Linked DNA regions of Homo sapiens: region 2 is linked to region 1. A link is an interaction called in ENCODE POLR2A ChIA-PET data of the cell type or tissue named here. Cell type or tissue: A673. All regions are shown on one strand. Links, peaks and the distances in the headings refer to the core of each region. The heading gives the core; the rest is flanking DNA.

Region 1 (4,415 bases), core at 73-4,072:
TCATAAAGTCAAAGAAACTCATTAGCATAAATATGCAACAAAGATAAATATCTTACCAGAATAGTGGCAATTAACAGTATAAAATAGAAATTTGTTTTTCTTTAGAGTCACTCAGTAAAATGGTGCTTTGTCCATGCTATTTGATTTGTAATATGAATTACAAAACAAGACAAAGCTTTGCTGGCATAATAATCAATATTGTTAAGTGTCCCCAATTTGATCTATGAATTTCATGCAACAGTTGTCCTCATTTTGTAGCAATTATGAAGCTGATTCTAACATTTATATTAAATTATTTTTAATGTATAATAGTGAAAACAACTTTGAAAAAGAGAAAAGTTGAAGGATTTATGCTACCTCATTTAATGATTAATTTAACAGGTATGTTAAACAGAATCAGGTGTTATTAAATCCTAGCTACACAACTGCATTTGTGGAACAGAAATAGATACATATGTGAAAATAAATTCAACTTAATTAAATATTCAAGGGAAATTCAGTGGAGAATGGACTATCTTTTCAATCAATGGTGCTGGAACAGAGACATTCATAGGCAAAAAATAAACAATAAAAAACTTCAATCCATATGTCATGTTGCATAAAAATTAATTCAAAGTGGATCATAGACCCAAATGTAAAACCTAAAACCATAAAACTTGATGGAAAAAATGTAGAAGAAAATCTTTATATACTTGGGTTAGTCAAAGATTCCTCAGATACAATACCAAAGCTCCATCAATAAAGAAACCACTCTCAAATCTCAATAAAAATAAAATAAAATAAATGAGGAACCATTTAAAAATGGGCAAAACATTTAACAGATACTTTATCAAAGAAGATCTATGGATTGCAGATAAGCTCCTGAAAAGGTACTCAACATTATTTTTCATTAGGGAAATACAAATTAAAACCATTAGATTCCATTACATACCTATTAAAATGTCTAAAATTTAAAAAGACAGATTATATCAAGTGTTGGTAGGAATGTGGAACAATATTCTCCCACCATATGACCCAGCCATCCCACACCCACATATCTTATTAAATAAAAGAAACTGTTCAAACAAAACTTATACATAAATGTTCACAACAGATCTATTTATAATAGCCCCAAAGTGGAAATCCACTAACAAGTCAATGGAAAAACTAACTTATATATTCACACTGTGGAATACTAGGCAGCAATAGAAAAGAATACTATGGACACCTGCAACAACATAGATGAATCTCAAAATATTTTTGCTAAATGAAAGAAAACAGGCTGGGCGTGGTGGCTTATGGCCAGGCGAGGTGGTGGCTCATGCCAGGCGTGGTGGCTCATGCCTGTAAACCCAGCACTTTGGGAGGCAGAGGTGGGTGGATCATGAGGTCAGGAGTTCAAGACCAGTGTAACCAACATGGTGAAACGCCATCTCTACTAAAAATACAAAAATTAGCTGAGCATGGTGGCGGGCGCCTGTAATCCCAGCTACTCAGGAGGCTGAGGCAGGAGAATTGCTTGAATCTGGGAGACAGAGGTTGCAGTGAGCTGAGATTGTGCCACTGTGCTCCAGCCTGGGTGACATAGTGAGACTCTATATCAAAAAAGAAAAAGAAAGGAAGGAAGAAAGGAAGGAAGGAAGGAAGGAAGGAAGGAAGGAAGGAAGGAAGGAAGGAAGGAAGGAAGGAAGGAAGGAAAATGACCCCTGCATGATTTCATTAATATAAAATTCAAGTAAATGCAAATGAATCTTCAATGACAGAAAGCAGGTCAGTAGTTGTCTGGGGATTACTAAGGATTTGAAGAATATCTGAGGGGTGGTAAATATGTTATCTTGGTTGTGGTGATGTTTTTTCTGGTGTACACATAAGTCGACATTGATTGTTTTTTAAAATGTACATTTTATTTTATGTTGATTGTATCTAAATAATTCTGTTTTTAAAAAAGAAAATGAAAATTTTATTTACCAGGGATAAATCTTCTCCTAATATTAAATACAAAGCTAGGCATATTTAAGACTCTGTTTAATCTTAAGTAATTCATCATCCTATGGTTGGCTGCAGCAACAAATACAGTCTTGAATAAGAAATTACAATGTGTTTAGTCAAAACAGACAAATTTTGATGAAACTCCAAAACCACTGGCTTCCCAGAGATGATGTAGTTTTCTCACACTCCACCCCATCTCTCATGGCCACATACTTCCCATGGATGGGCTGGCTTTGGCATGGTTGGTGGGTGAGCCTGAGAATCTAGAGTCTTCTTCCATGATGTTGTGCTTCATGTTGTGCTGTTGCCCATCTGAGTTTCCTTAAACCAATAAATCCATCATAGCCAGTGAGTTTGATTGTCTATTAGAATCCAAGACCCACACTGTTTGTTGATTAGAGTAAGCATTGCATATACTTATTCATGTATTTCTTAATCATTTCTGTCATTACCTATTGAGTTCTTAGTGCAGTTGAATACTTACACCCTTATGATGGACCGTTTTATATGTCAACTTGGCTAGGCTACAGTCGCCCATTTTTCAATCAAACATCAATCTAGCCATTGCTGTTATTCTGTAGTCGTAATTAAAGCCCGTAATCAGTGACTTTAAAAAAAAGACTCTTAGAGAATTCAGGTAGGTCTGACTCAAATCAGTTGAAGGCCCTAAGAGCAGAGCTGTGGTTTTTCTGGAGAGTAAATGCTACCTGAGAACAGAAACTCCAGTTAGTATTTGAGAATTCTAGCCTGTCCTTCCTGATGGGTCACCCAACAGATTTCAAACTTGCCTTGCCAGTCTTCACATGGTATATGCCAATTCTTTTAAATAAATTGCATTACATATATATGTGTGTATGTATGTATATGCATATATTTGCATATGTATATGTATATGCATATATATACATACACACATATGCATATATATGCAGATATTTCTATATCAATCTACATACACATAAATACACACACACACACACACACACACACACACACACTCAGCTCTCCATATTCATGGGTCCTACATCTGTGGATTCAAGCAACCATTAGATAAAAAATATTTGGGAAAAAAATTGCGTCTGTACTGAACACCTACAGACTTTTTGTTTCTTGTTGTTATTCCTTAAACGATACACTGTAACAACTATTAACACAGCATTTACATTGTACCTAATATTACAAGTAATCTAGAAATAATTTAAAGTATATGGGAGGATGTGCATAGGTTATACACAAACACTACACCATTTTATATCAGGGACTGGAGCATTCACAGATTTTGGTATCCCAAGGAGGTCCTGGAACCAATCCCCCATGGATACTCCCATGACTGTTTACATATCTCCTCCTTGTTCTATTTCTCTGGCTGAACTTGAACAGATACATTCCCATATTCTGTAAATATGCATATTTTGGCTTAAGCCAGTAGTATTTACATTTAAGTAATATACACTACTGTACAAGGTAGTAGACCATTATTCTGTGGAGTTTTTTCTATCTTTTTAAAATTTACTTTTGGAGTTGATTATTTCTACTTTTTAAATAACATTTGCTTAGCTTTCTATGTATCTACTTTTAATTAAGTCCAAAGATTTCATTCAACCTGTAAAAAGAAAATAAAGTTTCAGGACCTTCCAAATTTATTATGCCAAAGGGAGAAGTTAAGCCCTGGAAGTTGACTCCTACAACACAACCGGTTTTCTTCTCTGGTGCATGACCATTGCTTCCTAATCTTTGTGTTGAGATGTTTTATATTAAGCAGACTCCCTATTCTTTACTCAAAACTGGACTAAATCACATGGAGATAGAGAACCTTGTAACTATTACCTCTTTAGAAGAGAATACTGAGCAACCCCCTTAGAGTGTAATCAATAGTAGGTAATCAAAGCTTGTATTTGAATATTAGCCTTTGAGTGGAAAATGCAATTTTCCAAGGTTCAGCACCTCCATTTTGCCTGTATAAATCATCCCCATTTTTGCCCACACTGGGAACACTGATCACCATTCTTTGGTATGGCTCTGTTCCCCAGATGGCTGCCCTCACACTTTGTGCTTGAATACAACTCTCTTTAAATTATTCAGAGCTTTTCAGTTATTTTATGTTGGCAAATCTAACAAAATCTTGGTAGTATTTTTTGCTCTAGATGTTCAAGCATATAATCTGTAATCTCCTTTTTACCATTTTGACATACAGCATCCTCCGACAGGCATCTATTCACCTCCTATAATGTAGACTGGCTGCTTTCCAGAACTAGTGGAGGGTGATTATCCCCGGACTACCCAGCACTTCTTCGGGCAGGATATTATGTTCTTAAATCCCATGTCTTCCTTTATCTCGATTCAGTCTGCCATCCTACGGAAACACATGCTTCAATAGCATTCTCAGAAAGGGACTATGGAAAATACAGTTCTTTTTAGTACTTGGATGTCTGAAAATTCCTTTATTC
Region 2 (4,415 bases), core at 101-4,100, 650 kb before region 1:
AGACTCCTTGTGCTTGCGGTAATAAGAGGAAAGAGTACAGGGAACTTAGTATTGCAACTTGTGTACTAGCTCAGCCAAAGTAAAATAAGGCATGAAGCAGATTCCTGAAGCCTCCAATTTCAGGCCTTAGCTTCTGGATGGCATTTCCAGATGCACCCCAGGCCAGAAGAAAATCAATTGCCTTTAAAGAAAGAATGTAGACCTGGCAGAATTCACCACCACATATAAAAAAGCCCCTTGGCTTTGAATAAACATCAGCGATAGTCAGGCAGTAGTTGCCATGGGCCTTGGGCAAGACCCAGTACTGTGCTGGCTTCAGGTATGACCCAGTGCAGTGCCAGCTACAGCATCCGTGGGAATGCTAACATAACCTCTTCTCTAATTCCAGGCAGCACAGTGCATAGAAACTCCTTCAGTTACGGAAAAAAAGAGGAAAGGCGTGAGACACTTTGCCTGGTTACTATGGGAATTCTCACTTATCTTACCCGAGTCCACCAAGGTGGCACCCCCAGGAGTCAGCAAGAGTTGCAGCATTACTGGGCTTGGTGTGCCCCCAATGCCAATATGGTTGCAGCGACTACAGGCTTAGAGCATAACACTCAATTCCCTTTGAATACTTAGAAAGCTTTCTCAAGAAGGATGGCTACAAACAAGTCAATACTGAAATACCTAACTCTTCGATGCCTAGGCATCAGCAAACATCCTCAAGTATCAAGAACATTCAGAAAATCATGACATCGCTGAGAAAACTAAATCAGCACCAGTCACAAATCTCAGAGTGTTGGAGATATGTGACTATTGAGACAGATAATTCAATATAGCTGTCTTAAGAAAGCTCAGCAAACTTGAAGATAACACAGAGAAGGAATGCAGAGTTCTGTCAGAGAAATTTAACAAATAGATTGAAAAAATTTTTAAGAAGTAAGCACAAATTCCGGAGCTAAAATATCCAATTGAAAAGCTGAAAATTGCATCAGAGTCTCTCAACAGCAGAACTGACAAAGCAGAAGAAAAAATGAGTCAGCTTGAAGACAGACTATATGAAAATACACAATCAGAGGAGAATAAATAATAAAAAATAGATCAGGGTAAACATTTTAATCAAAGAAATAATAATAGAGAACTTTTAACACCTACAGAAAGATATAAATATCCAGGTAAAAGAAGGCCATAAAACACCAAGCAGATGCAACCCAAATAAGACTACCTCAAGGCATGTAATAATCAAACTCTCAAAGGTCGTGGATAAAGAAAGGACTCTAAAAGCAGCAAGAGAAGAGAGTGCAATGACATATTGAAAGTGCTGAAGGAAAATAAAAGTCCAACCTAGAATATTATGACAGCAAAATTATTCTACAGTTATGACAGAAATAAAGACTTTCCCAGAAAAAAAGAAGCTGAGGGATTTCATCAACACTAGATTTGTCTTACAAAAACTGCTAAAGGGAGTTCTACAATCCAAAAAAAAAAAAAAAAAGGATGCTAACAACAAGAAATCATTTGAAAGTATAAAATTCAGTGGTAATAGTAAGTACACAGACAAATATAGAATAACACTATAATAGTGGTGGTGTAAACCACTCATATCATTAGTAGGAAGACAAAAAGACAAACCTATGAAAAAAAAACTCCAACAATTTTTAGGAGATAGGCCATATAAATAATTAAATAGAGAAAGCAAAAAGTCAGAAAGCAGGGGAGAATGAGGTTAAAATGTAGAGTTTCTTAGGTTTTCTTTTTTTGCTTTTCTCTTTTCTTATAATAAAAGTTGAGTTGTCATCAGTTTAAAATAATTGGCTATAGTATGTTATTTGCAAGCCTCATGGTAGCCACAAACCAAAAAACCTATAACCAATACACAAAAAACAAAAAGCAAGAAAGTAAAATATAGTACAAGAGAAAATCACTTTTATACAAAAGACAGGAAGGAAGGAAGGAAGGAGGGAGGGAAGGAAGGAAGGAGGGAAGGAAGGAAGGAAGGAAGGAAGGAAGGAAGGAAGGAAGGAAGGAAGGAAGGGCCAATGAAACAACTAGGAAACAAATTACAAAATGGCAGAAGTAAGACCTTACCTATCAATAATAACATTGAAAGTAAATGAACTAAATTACCCAATCCAAAGACAAAGAGTGGGTGAATGTATTAAGAATATTTGCAAAGAACCCATTTAACAAGAGATTAATAACCAAAATATATAAGGAGCGCAGTATCTCAACAGAAACAAAACTGATAATCTGATTGAAAAGTAGACAAAAGCTCTGAATAAACATTTCTCAAAAGAGTACATACAAATGACCCTTAGGTACATTACAAATTGCTCAATGTTATTAATTATCAGAAAATGCAATCCAAAACCACAATGAGATATATCACCCCAGTTAAAACGACTCTTATCCAAAAGAGATGCAATAACGAATGCTGATAAGGATTTGGAGAAAGGAGAACGCTTATACACTGTTGGTGGAAAAGTAAATCAGTATAGCCACTATGAATAACCTTATAAAATTCCTCAAAAAACTAAAAATAGAACTACCATGTAATCCATCGATCCCACTGCTGAGTGTATATTCAGAAGAAAGAAAACCATTATATCAGAGTTATCTGCACTCCCATGTTTCTTGCAGCACTATTCACAGTAGTCAAAATATGGAAGCAACCCATGTGTTCATCAGTGGATTATTGGATGAAAAAGAAGTATGTGTGTGTGTGTGTGTGTGTGTCTGTGTCTGTGTCTGTGTGTATGAACAATAGAATATTATTCATCCATAAAAAAAGAATAAAATCCTGTCATTTGCAAGAACATAGATGGGCTGGAAAACATTATGTTGTTTGAAATAAGCCAGGCACAGAAAGACAAATATCACATAGTGTCAATTGCATGTGAGAGCTAATAAAGAAAATTTAACTCATGGAGATCGAATGTGAAATAATGTTTGCCAGAGGAGGGGAAGTGTAATGAGGAGGAATGGATAAATTGTGGATGGCTAGTGGGTGCAAAAATATAGTTAGTAGAATGAAGAAAATCTAGTATTCAGTAGTACTATAGGGTGACTATAGTTAACAGTCATTTATTGAATATTTTACAATAACTCTAAGTGTGGAATTGGAATGTTGCTCACACAAAGAAGTGATAAAGACTTGAGGTGATGGATACCTTAATTACCCTTATTTGATTATTATGCATTGTATGCCTTTATGAAAACATTACATGTACCCTATATATACAACTATTATGTGCTCATAATAATTATAAATAAGTTTATGGAGTTTTAAAATATCTGCTGGAATATTTCATCTATATAATGTATAATACATTTTATATTATAGATTTGTGTGTGTACGTCTATACATAGAGATGTACACACACATATGGATATACCTTATTAAGTATATATTGGTAATATGTCATAAAGACCCAGCCAAGTATATTATGTTTTTATATTATAGATGTGTGTGTGTACATCTTACATATAGATGTACACACACACATATGCATATACCTTATTAAGTATATATTGGTAATATATCATAATGACCCAGCCAAGTATATTATGTTTTTATACTAATAAAAACTAGATATCTCCAAAATGTCAAACATACAAAAAAGTGGGTAAATAAATCACAGTAAAACCATACAATAAAATGTAGCATTTACAAAGCATGTGGGTACATACTATCAAAGAAAAATTAGAAAGATGGACAGCAGTTAAAGTGGTAAAAACTGATTTTATTCAGGAGTATTGCAATATGGAAAAAGATATTTTAGCACAGAATTTGCCTCAGTTCTAAAAACAGCATAGGAATTGAAAATTTGTAGGCAAGTAACATGATAGAGGTCAGTGTGGATGGTAAATTACTAAGAGGAAACCTCAGGGAGAGGGGAAATCTGGCTAATTCCACCTAACAGGATTATTGCTGAAGATAGGCTAATCAGACATCATTTGGGGGTGGTCAAGGATGAGAACCTGATTAGGTATTGAGGACGATCAGATAAGGAGAACGAGAGGTTCTTGTTAGATTGACTTAGCGGGGGGCTGAGTCAAATAAATGTTCAGTAGGATAAATAACATTTGGAAAAGAATCCTTGTCAGTACCTATTGATGTCTTTGTTCATATTTGTGTTATGAACATTCATGATGCATATTTTTATTAGAAATGTTCCACTCTTTAAATGACCATATTGGTAATATTTTATTTTTCTTCTCATACAGTAACTTTTTAAATATCAAATTTGTATTTTAACTCCTACTTATTTTGTGCACATTTTGCTTTATCTCTTTCTGATTCATTTAGCTTTAGGTTAGTTATCATTTTATACTGCATATTGTAACCTTTGATTTGTTTCCTAGATCTGAAAGACTGTCAGTTTACAACAAGGGATGGAATTTTTTCATTTCTTTTTTCTCCAATTTGCCTT

Evidence for each region. Peaks named below come from ENCODE experiments on the same cell type or tissue, not always from the same donor. Only the 100,000 strongest peaks of a DNase experiment are listed, where the experiment ranks them.
Region 2: POLR2A ChIA-PET joins it to region 1 with 12 read pairs; 1 of 35 experiments calls an interaction of 5 or more read pairs at or near these places.

The regions. Positions count from the first base shown.
Region 1 is chr2:78,709,086-78,713,500 of GRCh38, forward strand. No RefSeq gene overlaps it. Among named protein-coding and RNA genes, the nearest start is that of REG3G, 310 kb to the right of the region's middle. In A673, for the core only: no CTCF peak of the experiment used is centred there; DNase peaks (open chromatin) are centred at 1,746 and 2,116; H3K27ac peaks cover 3,215 bases.
Region 2 is chr2:78,061,630-78,066,044 of GRCh38, forward strand. The region is part of intron 1 of LOC101927967 (a long non-coding RNA gene); the gene reads right to left. Among named protein-coding and RNA genes, the nearest start is that of SNAR-H, 110 kb to the left of the region's middle. In A673, for the core only: no CTCF peak of the experiment used is centred there; DNase peaks (open chromatin) are centred at 1,852, 2,092 and 3,932; H3K27ac peaks cover 3,934 bases.